Linked DNA regions of Homo sapiens: region 1 is linked to region 2. The links are chromatin loops, found by intact Hi-C in ENCODE. Cell type or tissue: IMR-90. All regions are shown on one strand. Links, peaks and the distances in the headings refer to the core of each region. The heading gives the core; the rest is flanking DNA.

Region 1 (8,375 bases), core at 352-8,351, 72 kb before region 2:
GGTCTTGAACTCCTGACCTCAGGTGATCCACCCGTGTCGGCCTCCCGAAGGGCTGGGATTACAGGTGTGAGCCACGGCAGCTAGCCAGGGATGAATGATTTTCTATGCAAGTCTCCATGCCAGGCATTGGTTTCAGTCTTGGTACACTCTTATTATTCCTGATCTCTCCTAGGGAGAGTGCAACCTCCACACTCAGCTTATTGCCTCTTATTTTAAAAATAGTTATGGAGCATCTACTAGGTGCTTGGGAGAGGTCAGTAGAGACAACGAAGTTCCTTGCCCTTCATGGAACTTATGTTTTAGTAAGGAGAGGGAGACAAGGAGTCAACAGTAAGCAATGAACCATGAAGTAAATGATAACAGATGGCAAGTGCTCCAGAAAAAAAGGTAAGGTAGCACCGGGGAAGGTTTCAGTATTAAATCGATCGGTTAAGATGGACCCTGTTGAGACGGTGACCTTTGAGCAAGACTGAAGGAGGTGAGGAAGTGAACCAAGAGGCTCTCTGGAGGGAGAGCATTCTAAACAGAGAGAATAGGGCCCTGGCACTGAAATAGGATCATGCCTGGTCTGTGTGGGGGACCACAGGGAGGTGAGCATGAGGTGGGGAGACCTAGTAGGTAAGACAACAGGATATCCCAACAAATGGGATACGGGAGGTCAGCCAACATGTAATCGTTATCTTCTTTTCCCTTTAATTCTGTTTTTAGTACCCACCATAGTTACATATTCCCCAAAGTATTAGCATTGAAGTCTTTGGAAATTTAGCCATTCCAGTCGGGTTAGTTCCCTAACCTCTCTGGATTTGGGTTTCTTCAGCTGCAGCAGGAAGGGATTCTTTCATATTAAGATCATCTCTAATATCCCTCGTTTGACTCTCCTTGAATGATCCCCCCTTCCAGGAGGCCTGTTTGGATTGCTTACTTGCTTCCTTCCCTCCTTTCTTCATTTATTCATTATGAGCTTTTAAAACACTTGTCGGTACCTGAGCACTGTCTGGAACAACGCACATGGAAGCAGAGGAAGCAGAAAGCAGAGTCTCTGCCTTTCAGTAGTTTGCAGTCTCTTCCTGCTAAGGTTCAGTAAGAATGTGATAAGTCAGGTGAGAATTAGGGCAAGTCCATTAGCAAAGTAAGAATAGTATGGGAGAACAAGAAGCCATGTGAGCGAGGACTGTGAGTAAAAGACTGGAATAGGTAGCTAGATGGGCGGCCAGGAATCCCAGGTTCAGGAAATGTGGGTAAGGGGTGAGGATATGGTAAAAGGTGTCTGCATGCTCTGGGGAAAGGGACCATGAGGCTGTGAGATGGAGCCACACCAAAAGGGGAGGCTGGCTGATGGACTGGCCATGGAGACCGGAGGGACCTGGATCCCAACAGGAGGCAAATCTTAAGGAAAGGATGATGTCATGAAGATGGGAATGAAGGGCGATTATCCTGGCTATTTAGTACTATGTGAGGTAGAATAAGGAAATAAAGAAGGGGAAAACCAGCCCAGGAAACTGTTGCATTTCTTCTGGATCCTGATTTCAGAGATTGTTGCTCGTCACTGACTTCTTCTCTGGCCGCCCCCTAGAATTGTAATCAAAATTCTAGGCATTGAGGTCACACACGAAAGCTCATGAGACAACATATATTTGAAGAATAAGAAGCTATCCAAACAAGAAAATGAAACTTTTTCTATGTTGTTGGCCTGGCCCAAATTTTACAATTGAACTCTATGTCCTTTTTCCAGATTTTTAGTGATAAATTCTCTCTCTCTCTCTTTTTTTTTTTTTTTTTTTGAAATGGAGTCTTGCTCTGTCACCCAGGCTGGAGTGCAGTGGCACAATCTCAGCTTACTGCAACCTCCGCCTCCCGGGCTCAAGCAATTCTCCTGCCTCAGCCTCACAATTTTTTTTTGTTTAAGGCAAATAAGACTGACTCTTCCATTGCTTGTTCAAGTACCCTCTGTGAGCCATTCTGTAAACAAAGAATATCTCCAAATTGAGGTTCATGGCCAACTTCATTTTCCTGCGTGCCATTGTAGTGGTGTGATTCACACACTGGCTGCATTCATATATGTGTTTACTATAACGGGCTTTGTGTGGTTCAACTGGGGTTAGACACCAGCATCCACAAGCCCAATGAAGCCCTGCATTCATCCACTCCTCCATTTCTGATTGTATTTCATAATGTGTTGATATTTCTAGGCTAATCTTGCACAACTATTGAGAGATTCTCAGGACCGAAATAAACATCTGGGAGAAGAAATTAAAGAACTTCAGCAAAGGCTTGGAGAAGTCCAGGGCGACAACAAGGTACTGTGAGTATTTACAGGGAAGAAGCTCTGCTGCAACATTGTGCGTTCGAGGTTTATATATTGCACATCGGAAAAATGTAATGCAGCATTTGTTGAAAAGTTTGTTATAGATTTTTAAATTTATAATGAAAATTCGCAGTTTAGCGTATCTTACCTTTTTACATTCCCTTTGTGTGTGTGCATGCATGTATATGTGTGTTTCTCAGTGGCTCTAAAATATTGCCACAACCCATTGTGGAAGTTTCATTATGTTCAACTTAGTGGTGAATAACACTGTGGTTGAGGGCAAAATAAAACCCAAATGTTATACTTTCGCCCTTATATACAAATAATGGATTTGTGGCTCAGATGATTTGGAATTATTCACATTCGGTTTTGAATTTTAAGTAGTCATCCTACTAATTATGTTCTCATAACCAATTTATTTTATTGCTAAATTTGGCAATTTGTATGGAACATTGCTCAAAATCCACTGCTTGGTATTAATCAAACTCCCCTGTTGGCAACGTTAATTATAAAATATGAACTCATAAACTCCCAACTAAATGTGTGCACTCTCTCTCCCAGCTGAAGCTATGAACAAAAGTACAACTGAGAAAGGAAAGAAAAACTACCCAAGTTTAATTCTGTCCTCCCAAATCATTTCCTGTTTTGCCAAGATTGATTCATTTCCAACTCCTTGCCAGAGGTGGCTTTTGCAACAGAGATGGCTTTGAAAGTGGACTCAAGAAGACTATAGTGTGTGTGTGTGTGTGTGTGTGTGTGTGTGTGTGTGTGTGTGTATGGTGTGTTGGAGGGGAGCAGTTCTTGGGGAAATGTTTTTAGATGTTACCAAATTGCTTGACAAATGATGGTGACTTTCATCATTGCTGGGAGTTGTTGGTTATTAGAAGGAGCCATTATGAAAAATGCTCACTCTTTAAAATATGCATAGAATTGCCTGGGTCATCCAGAGAGCTCTTCCATAATAAGACTTCAGAGAGGATGCTGCATACTGCTGGCTTGAGAGTCCTGACTTGAGGGCATATAAACATCTAGTAAGCCTTCCTTACACAGCTTCTTCTCCACTTAACTGGCCTTAAATTTTTTTAACCTCTTGGATTTAACATAAATTTGAAAACTTAGGCTTTACTATTCCTAGTCATGAAATAGAAGGTGGGAAAGAATGTCCAGGAAAGGCTCTGATTAACACTGGACAAGCTAATCCAGCCGCTCGTGGTTTTATTCATCATTAAAAGGATTTAAACTCCGTAACCTAGGTGTTTGGTCAATAATTAAAGGACAGACCTTCTTACTCACTTCCTCAAGTGATAGCAGGAGGGCAAGATTTTCTAGAGAATAAAACAAAATGTATGCAATAGTTTTCTTTAAGCCCATGAAAATACTAGAGGAGTTTATAAACCCATGAAATACTGAAACATATTTAAGATGTGACTTTTGGATCTGTGACTCTTCTTGACTGACTGATAACATATTTTTTCTATTTTATTTCTTTTTTTTTCCTGAGCTGCTCCTCCCCTCAACTTTCCTAAATATGCTCCTGTCTCATCTTTTGGTCACTTTCAATTCTTTTGCCTTTTAGGTATGAGAATTTTAGGAATTGACGTTTGCAACTGACAGTTCATGGAAACAAAGAGAGAGCAGCCAGGCGTGGTGGCACGCGCTTGTAGTCCCAGCTACTCAGGAGGCTGAGGCCGGAGGATTGTTTGAGCCCAGAAGGTTGAGGCTACAGAGAACCATGATCATGCCAGTGCACTCTAGCATGGATGACAGAATGAGACCCCATCTCTTTCAAAAAGAAAGAAAAGAAAAGGAGGGCATGTGTGTGAGTGTGTTAGTGTGTGTGAGAGAGCATGTTTATGTGTGTAACACTGAGCACAGGTGGTCACAGTCTGAACTTTCTGATCTGCATGCTCTCTGAGTCTTTATTCCAGTACCTGGGCACATTTATCAAACTTTGTCTTCTCACCTTAGGTTTAGAATTTAGTGACTGCTATTCATGGCCTGTAAAGAAATTTGCCTGCCAAAAGGGGCAGGGGAAGATGTTCTATTGTTCAGCAAACCTCCCCATTTCAGTATCTGGCCTCTCTCCCTAAAAAAAAAAAAGTCTAACTGCAGTAAGCCCCAGAGATTCCATTTATTCTCATTTGCCTCTAAAGTTACAGGGCTGGTTTATTTTCAGGCTCATGTGAGTCATGATCATCCTTCCCCCAACCCCCACCAGAGGCCAGATTACTCATTCCATAATGGCACCAGGCTTTCTTGAGAACCTCAGAAGCCCCCGTTCCCAGGTAACTGTGACTGTGTGGTAGAGAATGAGTTAAACCTTCAATTTTTTTTGAATTAATTATGGCACTTTCTACTCCAACTCTTCCATCACTTTCTGCATTCAGTTCTACCTCCTGGTGCCTAGGCCTCCATGATCATGGTGTGCTAGGCCCCCATGATCTGACCCCTACTCATTTCTGCAGCCACATCCTTGCTCCTGGTCACCCTTACTTGAGCCCTGGAGCACTAATTTCAGCCCCTTTGCTGTGCTACACTGCCTGTGGCCACAGGACCTTTGTGCCTGCTGTTTGCTCAATCTGGAATACTCTTCCCCTTTACTTCCCCTGCAAGCTCTGCTCCTCTCCCAGGTCATAAGTCAAATGCAGCCTTCTCCAGCTCTTAGGTGTCAGTCCTGTGCAACCTGCAATGTCCTGCTCTGCCCCTCTGCTTCTCACTTGCGTGGCACCGACAGCCCCAAGGGGAAGCTCTTTGAGGGCCGAATTTCCATCTGTATCCTATAAATTAGCATTCTTAGTTCTTGATAGGTAGGTATTATATAATCTCTATTGAAGGAATGGAATGGAATAAATGAATGAATGAAATGAATGAATAAAGGGAACAAAAAGAAGAGCAAAATGATTCAAGGAAGAGTAAGAGAAAAAGAAAAAAAAAGTATGCAAGAAATAAACAGACCAACTACCATCTGGTTGTCATCAGTACTTTGTGGAGTAAGAAGTAGTTTAGAAATTTGGAGAAAGGAACCAGAAAAGCAAACTGTCCCAACAGAGGGGGGACTAACCCCAGATACATGTATTTGAGAAGCTTCTGTGGAGAGAGCAGAGGGTCAGTTGCTGAGCCTTGGGGGACAAGGGATAAGTGTCCTGCTCCTTGACTGGTTGAAGTCTGTTAAATTCAAGAATACTTAATAATTGCTGTTTTTGGACGCCTAACTCTGAGGCCAAACAGCAGGGCTGATGGCGTCATTTTATGAGTGACTGTTAAAGTGGAAGATTTTTATCTCTGAGTTGCCATTTTAACTGATGACCCTTATCTATATTTTGGGAAGCCCAGATTCTAGATGTTAAGTACGTTTGAAAAACAAGGTGATAGGAAATTACTTGCCTTGGATATTTTAGGGTAGACTAATTTTTCCATTTGTTCAGCTAGAGCCTTGTAACCCTATGGGCCATAAAGCATTTCCAAATAGCCTCCTGAAAGATTTGTTGCCACCCTGGCTTCCAAGCAGCTTAGCTCTCACATGGGGCAGGGGGCAGCGTTCTTGTGCCAACATGGGCGTCCTGTGATGGGGGGAGCCTGTGTGATTGATTACCTCCTGCTATCTCTGTCCAGTGCGCAGGAATTTCTTAGGCTCCCAAACTAACACAAACTTCCAAGCCAAACCAGATGAGAGATGTGAAAAGGGAAACCTACTGGATACCATCCCCTTCCTTAAAAATTACAGTTCTTAAAGATTAACAAGGTTAGAGGAGCCCTCTGGGAAAAGGAGGGCTCACAAAGCCACGCATTACCCTCGAAAAGCTTTGCACGTTGCCCAGGGCTCTCAGAGTGTCAGTCTATAAGGAATGAGGAAAGACTCAGGCAGTGCTGGGGCCACAGAGACAGTGGCAGCTCCCCTTGGTCTGCCGCAGAGGTTGGCCTGCTTCCTCTTCTGGGCGTTAAGAAAAGAGTGGATTCAGGGAAAGGGGATCAGGAGGAAAAAAGGGGTCTCGGAGAATTTAAGGATTAGTAGGTCAAACAGCAGAACTAGCAGAGGACATTGGAATCACAAAGACAGCAGTCCTTTCTTATCTGGGGGATACTTCCCAAGACCCCCAGTGGATGCCTGAAACCTGGGTTAGTGCAGCTCTCGGTTGCCATCAATCAGAGCCCATTTCTCTTCATGTCTTCTACCTACGAATGTAATGCCTTTTCCATCTTCACTGAGCACTTATGCACTGTGGCTGTAGCTTTTGTAGTTTGAGGTGCGGCAGCAAAACTAGCACAGATTTCTCTTTCCTTCTTGACAATTTCATGGATAGAAGATTGGTTCTTATTGCAGATCTTAGCAACCTCAGCATATGATTTTTTTTTTCCTTAAGTCGAGAACTTTCACCTTTTCACTTAAAAGAAGCAGTATGTGGCTTCTCTTTGGCATGTCCAAGTTGCCAGCATCACTGCTCTTGTGTTTGGGGTCATTATTTATTGTATTTATTTATTTATTTATTTATTTATTTGAGATGGAGTCTCACTCTGTCACCAGGCTGGAGCACAGTGGTGCAATCTCAGCTCACTGCAACCTCCGCCTCCCGGGTTCAAGCGATTCTCCTGCCTCAGCCTCCTGAGTAGCTGGGACTACAGGCACGCGCCACCACGCCCAGCTAATTTTTGTAGTTTTAGTAGAGACGGAGATTTACCATGTTAGCCAGGATGGTCTCGATCTCTTGACCTCATGATCCACCCACCTCGGCATCCCAAAGTGCTGGGATTACAGATGTTAGCACCGTGCCTGGCCGAGGCATTATTAAGTAAAATAAGGGTTCCTTAAACACAAGCACTGCAATACTGTGACAGTTGACCTGATACCTGAAATGGCTACTCAGTGACTAAGGGGTGGGTAGCGTAGACAGCATGGACCCTGGACAAAGGAAGGATTTGTATCTCTCCAGCAGGGCCAGGTGGGACAGACTGGGACACGAGATTTCATCATGCTACTCAGAATGGCATACGATATAAATCTTATGAATTTTTTATTTCTGGGATTTTCCATTTAATATTTCCAGACCACGGTTGACCTCAGGTAACTGATACCAAGGATTAGGGGGACTACTATACCCTGAGGTGTGCTCCTGAACCAGCTATTTGAAAGAAGCCTGACTTGTAACATTTTGCCAATGTCTGTGTGATAAATACTGGTACCATGACAAATGTCAGGTTACCAAAGTGAAGTCACTGAACTTGGAAATATTTGGACTCTAGGAAAAGATAGCTCCAGCCTGTCTCTGTGAAGTGGAGCAGTGTAGTGCAGCCCAAGAGGTCCACCTTTTAAGATTGTCAGACCCAGGTTTATGTTCTCGTTCTGCCAGTTATTGTCTGTGGCCTTTGGCAAGTCAGTTTTCTCTCCAGGCCTCAGTTTCCTCATCTGTAAAGTGGCAATAATAATGCCTCTCATCGAATTGTTTAATCATTTATTCACCACATCATTTAGTCCCCACATAATTGGGGACTTCCTACATGCTAATTAACTTTCTAGCATCTGAGGACACATCAAAGCAGCTGAGGACACATCAAAGGATAAGAAAGACAGGGTACTAGCTCCCATGGTACTGATATTCTAGTTGGGGAGTAGATAATAAGAAAATAAAATACGTAAGTAATTTCATCAGACAGTGCTTAGTCTGAGAAGAAAAGAGAACAGGACAATGAGATTTAATGATTTAGGGATGGACTTGCATGCAATATCGTTTGTAAAGGGTGTTGCATGGTGCATACCACCTAGCAAGCACTTAACAGAGGGTAAGTGTTGCTGTTGTCTTTAGCATAACATGCGCCCATATTGACTTAGAATCCACTTGTGCAAGAATTCCACCAGAAATCTTAAGATCTTCCTCTCTATTGATCAGCTATTTCCAGTGAACTAGATGTGTCCCCCCAAGTAGAGACAATGATCCTGGTGAGACACCTGGCATGTGGCAGATGGATCCCCAAAAGTCAGCCCTCCTGATCACCAGCCTCGACTTCGCCAGCATCAAGCATTATTGCTTTGGTGCCAAGCTCCTGGGAACTTTCTTGCATTTTGTGTGCTCCTTGT
Region 2 (8,375 bases), core at 127-8,126:
AGATTTAGTCTTGCAAAGTTTGAGGTCAGAACTCTAATGAGTAAGCATTGGAGAGTAAAAAGAGAAAGCTTTCTTATTCATTAGTGGGACAGTTGTCCTGTTGAGACCCTCCTCTGACGTCTCTTGGGAGAGCACTGCTCCTGACCTCAGGCTAACTAAATTGACAGTTTCTACACAGCACTGATCCACTCCAAGCCTCACTGTCCTCACATGTAAAAACAAGGTAGGATTTTGTGAGGATTTTTTTGACAATTAAATGAGATAATTATGTAAGGAAACCAACTAGGTGCTTGGCATGTAGCAATCATTGAATTCTGTAATTGCATTACCTGTTTTTTGAGGAGTAAACCTTTTGAGGTTTTTTTGAGGTCCTTCATTTTATAAATTGGACTGGAGAACACAAAGGTATCAGGGTGGAAGTGGAAAGACTTGTGAATGTAGAATCAATTTCTTTATATTGTCATGGATTTCTGTTTCTTCTTTTTAGGACTCAAGATACTGGTACCTTTGTTTTTGTGTTAGCTAGATCTCCTTAAGTTTCAAGTGACAGAAATGCAATTCATGCCAATTTCAGCAAGAGGGAATTTTACTGGCTCATATGACTGAAAAATCCAGGATCTTCTATTTTCATAGCTCTAAAACTTCTAATAGTTCCAACAAAATTGCCCAATTGAATCTCATGGAACCTACGTGAGTCCTGTTTCCATATCTGAACCCATAACTATGTTGATGAGGATGGAATACAGTTTTCATCATAGGCTTACTCTGTCAGCCAGAAGTAGGGTCAGCACCACCAGAACAGCATGGGGAGAGAGGGAAAGACACTGTTTCCCAAAGAAAAATACAAGTGCTGCTCTGTTTTGTCCTAGTTTTGTATGTTTGACAAGTCGTTTCTCTGGCACTACAGATTGTTCTCCCTGTGTTTGCAATACCATGGTGGATTATGCACAAGCAGCTTAGTGTTCTGGGGGGAAATTCACTCCTGTGAAATTGCCTACGCATCACATGATCCTGCTATGCAGTTTTCACATCTATTCCCAGTGAGGCACCCGTTCTAAAAAAAGAACGTTAGCTCCACAAAGGAGGGGAAAGAAGCTATTCCTACTAAGAATCTATGACTTGGTCTTGTTGTTAAACAGACTTTGGAATCTCTTTTTTTCCATTTACACAGAGTTTGAGTTCATTTCCGCACCACCCTTTTGTACACTGAAGGTGCCTTAGGAGGAAGAGAAGGATGGAATTGTTTGTTTTTCCAAGTATTCAGTTTTTACAAGCAGGCTAGTTGGTCACTTGGAACACTTTAATTTCTTCCTGTTATGAGACCAGTCAAATTGGATGAATGAATTAGACCATTCATTTAGAAGCCATAAATGCCAACTGAATGGAAAGAAACTAAACTCCCCTTTTCCAAATGGCAGTCAGAAAGTGTCCAAACCAATGCTGATGGTAAGCTGGCATCATCCTCACCATCATTTTGTGTTTTGGGACTTTGCACATTTTGCAAAGTGTTTATGTAACATGTGGGTAGTAGACACTGATGGTTTCCTGTGATAATTGATCCCTGCTTTTCTTTTCTATCAGGTATCTGTTTTGTTCAGGTATAGAACTCTACTAAAATGCAGGGAGTCACCAACAAAGTTCCTGATTAATCTTGTTCGATCAGCACATGGTATTCCCTGAGGATGGCCAAGAAGTGAGATGAAATGATCTGGGTCCTTGAGGCCCTGATGGCTCTGCATCTGCATCTTTTTTAACCTCTGGACTTCCCACTCTGTGACTCTGTTGTGTAAGTTAGTGCAAGCCAAGACTTTCTTTTACTTGCAGCCCATACTAATACAGTGTGCCCGTCATCATCATCATCCATCCATTCATTTATTCATTCAATCTAACATTTCCAAATTCAGTCAAAGTACAGTCTTGTCAACAATACCTCCAGCACTTTAGCTTTGCTAGTGCCAAGGCTACAAAGCAGGTCTATGTAAATATTCCTGTAAATACTCTGTGAGGAATTGGCCTTTAGTCAGGCAATGTGCAATAAAGAAGGCATATTCCTTCCCCCTTCCAGACACTGGAACCAAGAGAGTAGTTTTCAATTGGATCAACCCAAGACTATCTGCCAGGAATGCTTTTGGCTACAAATAAGGAAAGTATGACAAAAAACCTTGCTGGAACACTCAGGCATTTGTTGCATGGAACAAAAAGTCCAGAGCTGGTAGGGTGGCTCCGTGATACCTGCAGGGCTTGCGATTTTCCCATCTTTGCTTGCCATCATTGTCAGTGTTCAGGCTTCTGACCTCATGAATGTTGCCTCAAGGCTGCAAGGTGGCTTATACACCTCCAGATATGGCACCTCACTTCAGGCAGGAAGAAAGAAAAGGGAAGTAGAAACACCCTCTTTCCCAGACAATTTCAGTTTATGTCTCATGGTCAGAAATGTGTCACAGGCATCCCTAGGGTCACAGGAGTCTGGCAGAGTAAATGTTCTTTCATTGAACGTTTTGCTACCCTAGCAAAATCAAATTTTCCTTACTATGAAGGAGGGAAGGATTTTATTGGCTAGGCAGCCAACAATACCTGCCACACTGGTTCAGATATTTACCTTTAGTTCTTTAAGGAACTACGGACATTATTTAATTTGGGATTTTATAAAGAAAGCAAGAAAATTAGTTGGGAAGGACCAAACTCATTCCATGGAATTAACTGCTTACAGTTAACTTGAGCATGAATAAAGAGGCTCCAAACTACAAGCAATGACAATAATAAGGTCTCATATAATCCTTATCTAGAGCAAGTGATGTAACTCATAACTGGGTTCAGCACAGGAAAATGTTTCTGCCTGGATCTTCATCTCCCATCGTCTTGGTTCTGAGCCATTCACAGATCTTCGGGTCCCAAAATGATTTCCAGTTGTTTCCCTCTAGCAGAGCTGGTGGATAAATTGTACTCTCTCTGCCCATCATCATCATCCATCCATCCATTTATTCATTCAATCCGACGTTTCTAAATTCGGTCAAAGTACAGTCTTGTCAACAATACTTCTAGCACTTTAACTTTGCTGGTGCCAAGGCTATAGAGCAGGTCTATGTAAATGTTCCTTCAATGTGGTCTCAAAATGCTTTGTTTTTCTTTCTCTCCTTCAGGGCTGCACAGATACTTTATGTTGCTCTCTGTTATGAGCAAGCTGTGAGCTTCACTACAAAAGTAGAAGCAGTTTTGTTATCTGCCCTGATTTTTGACAGAAATGCAAAGCTTTCTGCTTGAAAAAAAGTATCTTTTTCAGAGCCATCACTCACTCTCTAAAACTTAGGGAGATACTCAGTGCAGCATAATCAAGCAATGACTCTCATCCGTCCCCCAACCAGCACCACTAGCCCACAAGCACAGGGTTTTGCTGTTTAACTCCGTGGTGGAGAATAGGTGGAGTTCCTGTTTTTACACAGAGAGAAAACAAGAGCAAGAAAGTAATGGAAAAATTTAATATTTTTCCCTTGGCTTGCACAAGGAAGTTAGGAGTCTCATCTCTGAGAATCACAGTGAATATGATAATTTTTCTAAGAAACAGAGGGAGACTTTCTTCCATGAACACACGTGAACACACATGGATGATTTTTCCTAAAGGTGCAAGGAGATATCTTGGAAATGCACAGACAGATGGTTTCTTAGTCAGCTCGGGCTGCTGTAACAAAATGCCACAGGGTGATGTAGACCATAGACATTTGATTCTCGCAATTCTGGAGGCTAGGAAATCCAAGATCAAGGTGTCCACAGATTTGGTTCCTGGCAAGGTCTCTCTTCCTGGCTTGCAAACAGCCACCTTCTTGCTATGTTCACATATGGTGAAGAGAGCGAGCTCTGGTTTCTCTTCCTCTTCTTGCAAGGACATTTGTCCCATCATGGTGGCCCCCACCCTCATGACCTCATCTAAACCTAATTACCTTCCAAAGGCCCCACCCCAAAATACCATCCATTGGGGTTTGGAGCTTCAACATACGAATTTTGGGGAGACACAATCCTTCAGTCCATAACCAATGGTCAAGGGTGGGTGAAAAGGGCATCCTAACAGGGATAATGCAAAGAGGCATTTTGGTTATTTATTGTTTTGCAATATGCATCCCAAATTTAGTGGCTTAAAACAACAACCATTTTATCATATCTCATGATTCTGTGGGTTACCTAGGGATGGGCAGGCAGTTCCTCTACTGGCCTTGCTTAAGTTCTTTCTTGCAGTTGTAGCCAGTTGGCAGCTGAGGCTGCCACTGGGCTGAATGTCTAGGCCTCAGGTGCTTAGAGGCCATATGGCCTATCTCCAGGTGATGGCTCAACCTCCAAGGCCTCTCCCTGTGGTCTGGCTCTACAGCAGGGGAAATTGGACTTCCTCTGTAGTGGCTCAAGGCATGGCCAAAGATTTCAGGTCTTTGCAATGCCCGGGCTCAGAAATCCAGAAACATCACTTTCTCCAAATTCTATTGGTCAAAATAGTCATAGGTCAAACCCAGATTAGGTGGCAGTGAATGTATAAACATGTAAGAGGAGTTTTAATGCTTACAGTGTGAAAAAAGAGAAGAAAAGGCACCAGACCAAACTTGGCTATTTCGCAGCTTGATGTGTAGCCAGCACCAATGCCCCACAGCACATCATTTATGAGACAATCCTGATGTTGGGGATCTGGGTTGTGAAATGGAGTTGTGTAAGATTTTGGAGTCAGGCTCAGAGCCAGAGAGACTCTAACTAATACACTCATTTCCTCTCCGCAACTCCACATATGTTTTTAATAATCCTTTCCTTGGAATGAAGATAAGGCCTACTTTAAAGCATCTGAAAAAAATGTGGAAAAATGGCCTCATTCTGCTATGAAGTAAGCCTTTATTACCACCTGTAACAGCGCCTTATTTAAACAAAATGTGTTGATTATTTTTAGCATAATTTAAGCCCCGGGAGACTAATGAGGTGGTAACAGTGTGTGTTAATTATGTGGTTTTTGTTGTCTTCATTAAAGTTAAGATTCTCAATCCTATTTGCCACCTGAAGTCCCAGTGGAGCCACATTTTACTCTTCTGACCCTGGCATCTTTTAGTTTCCTGCAGTTCACACAATCACGTAAACATATTCTGCTTCCCCCGCAGAGAACCAGATGAGCGCAGCTCACACACTCAGAGGACCTTGGATTCCCCTTTTTAATTCTTATCCATTTTTAATCTCCATTATTAGTTGTTAGTTCTTACAGTAAGTTCATGGTGTGGGAAGCTAGTGACACGAGCTCATATTTCATCATTTAGACCTGACTGTCCTTCACTCAACAGAAAACTGCCGAAGAAGCTGAAAACCAGGAAGAAGGAGAAGCACAAAAATCAGCTTTCACTGCTTTTTGCAAGCATTTTAATTAACCAGGGAATTGTGTTGCATACACACGACTCTGATTATTTTAAACTTCTGCAGTATATGCTATACCTCTGTCCCGAGTGACAATACATCCCATCCAGCATAACCTTTCCTTAGAAATAGATAATCACCTATCCCAGACTCATTTGAAGTTGTAATCAACATCCCTCTCGTGACTTTGTCTGCAACGCTGATGTTCTGGAGTAACTTTATTTGGCAATGGTGTTAGGGGCCTTATTGCAAGTCCAGGAGGTAATGGAGTTCAGGATTTCAGCCAAGGATGTCTTAATAATGGCCTCATCAGGGTGTATGAAGTTGTAATGAAAATAGCAGGTGAATCTGTCTGGCAAATAGCACATTATGAGTCTTTCTAGTAATTAGAGTTGTCTAAAAATGGAATGGGCTGTCACATGAGGTGATGAGCTTTCCATCAAAGAGTCAGGATGTTGAAGTAGGGGTTTCTTATGAGGTGAGGGTTAGACTCAATAATTTTCTGGGCCCCTTCCACTTTTCATCTAGATTCTACAATTGTTTTAGGTCCACACAGTCCAGTAGTCTTGACTTTGGCAATTTGCAAGCCGGGTTCCATGATGGAATATGATCGAGTAGAAAGCCAGGCAGTCCTGGGTTCAAATCCCTGCTCTAGCACAATGTAATGGTGAGCAGGTTACTTAAGCTCTCTCTTCCCTATAAATGAGGATTGAAATATATTGCTTCTGGGGCTGTTGTAAGTGTTAGAAATAATGCATTTAAAATATGAGGCCCAAGGTAAGCACTCAATAAATCACAGCTCTAGTTACCCTTAAGAATCTAATTCTCTTACTTTTCTATTGACTCTCCACTTCAATGATACAGTCTTGGTTTATAAAACAGAAGAAAAGAAGGGCTCATAAAGACACAGGAACAAGGTTATGCTAGTGCTGGGCCAGTTGAACAAAGCAGGCTGAGGAAATCTTCAGGAGTCACCAGGGAGAGTCTCCTGAGCAGGCAGAATCCCTCAGCATCATCCCCTTCCCAGGAAACGATATCAGCGTTGCTCAGTGCCTACAGTGTGTTGGGCACACGCATGTGTTATCTTAATTCTCCATACCATTGTCATACCAGTTCCGAGAGGTGGACCTGATCATCTCCGTTTTACAGAAGAGAAAACTCATGTTTAGACAGGTTACGTGCCTAACCCAAGGCCATATGGCTGTTCCCAGATCCACCTCACCCACTCTACGACCAAGTATCCCCAGCATCACGCTGCATCCTCCATTCGCAGGGCAGAGTAAATACAGGTGTCCAAGTGCTGCCTGGTAGAGATACTCCTACCTGATGGGATATGGTGATGGAAGACCAACCAATGAGAGTCTCTGGAAAGAGAGTGCTTTCAGTTTGTAGATTCTAAATTAATTGTGATTTGCCATTAATTCGTTATTTATCCATTTACCTTGGGTTTTACAGAGGGGATGTATGTGTCTCTTAGACCTTCCTATCCCCTCTTGTCCATATGGTTCAAACAATAAGGCATACAATGAAGTTACTCCCACACCCAGTCTCCCAGACAACCAGTTCTCCTCTTTAGAGACAGCTTACCAGTTTCTCTGTGCAGCCTGCCAGAGATTTATGTTTTTGTTTTCTTTCTTTTTTCTTTCTTTTTCTTTCTTTTTTTTTTTTGAGATGGTGTCTCACTCTGTCACCCAGGCTAGAGTGTGGTGGTGCAATCTCAGCTCACTGCGACCTCCACCTTCCAGGCTTAAGTGATCCTCCCACCTTAGCATCCTGAGTAGCTGGGACCGCAGGTGCACGCCACCACGCCTGGCTAATTTTTTGTATTTTTGGTAGAGACGGGGTTTCACCATGTTGCCCAGGCTGGTCTCGAACTCCCATGCTCAAGCATCTGCCCTCCTGGCCTTCCAGAGTGTTAGGATTACAGGTGTGAGCCTGTACGATTCAGTGGCATTTAATGTGTGCATAATGTTGTGCAACCACTACCACTCTTTAGTTTCAAAACTTTTTCATCACTCCAGAAACACACACACAAAAATTACCCATTAAATAATCATTCCTCATTCCCTTTCCTCCATTCCCTGGTAACCACTAATCTGTTTTCTGTCTCTATAGATTTGACTATTCTGCCTGTATCATATAAAAGGAATCATATAATATGTGACCTTTTGTGTCTGGCTGCTTTCACTTAGCATAATGTTTTTGAGGTTCATCCAAGTTGTGGCATTCATCAATACTTCATTCCTTTTCATGGCTGAATATTATTCTAGTGTATGCCCACACCGCCATTAATTTATTCATTCATCCGCTGATGGACAGTTAGGTTGTTTTTACCTGTTGGTTCCTATAAATAATGCTGCTACAAACATTTGTTTTCATGTTTCTGTGTGGACATATGTTTCCACTTCTCTTGGGAATACATATGGTAATTCTATGTTTAAGTTTTAAAGAATCTAGAGGTTTTTTAATGCACAATAATTTCCCCTGTTTTTACACAGTTGCTTGCATACTGTGCAGATTGTGCAACACCTTGCTTTATTCACTTTAAAGTGGGTCTTAGAGATCTTTTCAGTGGCGTGCTAGTAAATATTCAGCAACTGCCTCTTATGGAGTGAGCTATGCTCTGATTCATACCATTTATAGATTTTCATAATGTAACTCCCACCATGGCAAATTTCAAGTTGTTGCTGACTGCAAAATTAAGAAGAGACGCTAACAATCTGCCCTCCTGAACTGGTCCAAACTGGCTGTAGCACTGTACTGGATCATTCTATATCAGAGCATGAAGGGCTGCCTCATTCTCCTTTATGTGTGCATACTGTGCCATCTTTAGAAGTGCTATAATTTTTTAACCTGTCCCTGATGGCAGACACTTAGGATGTTTCCAGTCTTTTACTTCCACAAACCAGGCTTTAATGGATAACCTTGTGTGCATGTCACTTTGCTCATGTGCAAATATAGAAGTAGGCATGGTTCCATGACTTCATAAGAATCACTATGGGAGG

Evidence for each region. Peaks named below come from ENCODE experiments on the same cell type or tissue, not always from the same donor. Only the 100,000 strongest peaks of a DNase experiment are listed, where the experiment ranks them.
Region 1: it touches region 2 in a loop (2.4-fold over the local background); 2 of 110 quality-filtered maps call a loop at or near these places.

What each region holds. Positions count from the first base shown.
Region 1 is chr4:24,846,994-24,855,368 of GRCh38, reverse strand. CCDC149 (coiled-coil domain containing 149) reads left to right here. Exons shown (of 13, transcript NM_001395273.1): 4 at 2,190-2,297. Among named protein-coding and RNA genes, the nearest start is that of SOD3, 56 kb to the right of the region's middle. In IMR-90, for the core only: no CTCF peak of the experiment used is centred there; a DNase peak (open chromatin) is centred at 4,498; H3K27ac peaks cover 1,328 bases.
Region 2 is chr4:24,774,967-24,783,341 of GRCh38, reverse strand. No RefSeq gene overlaps it. Among named protein-coding and RNA genes, the nearest start is that of SOD3, 16 kb to the left of the region's middle. In IMR-90, for the core only: no CTCF peak of the experiment used is centred there; DNase peaks (open chromatin) are centred at 4,701 and 5,091; H3K27ac peaks cover 857 bases.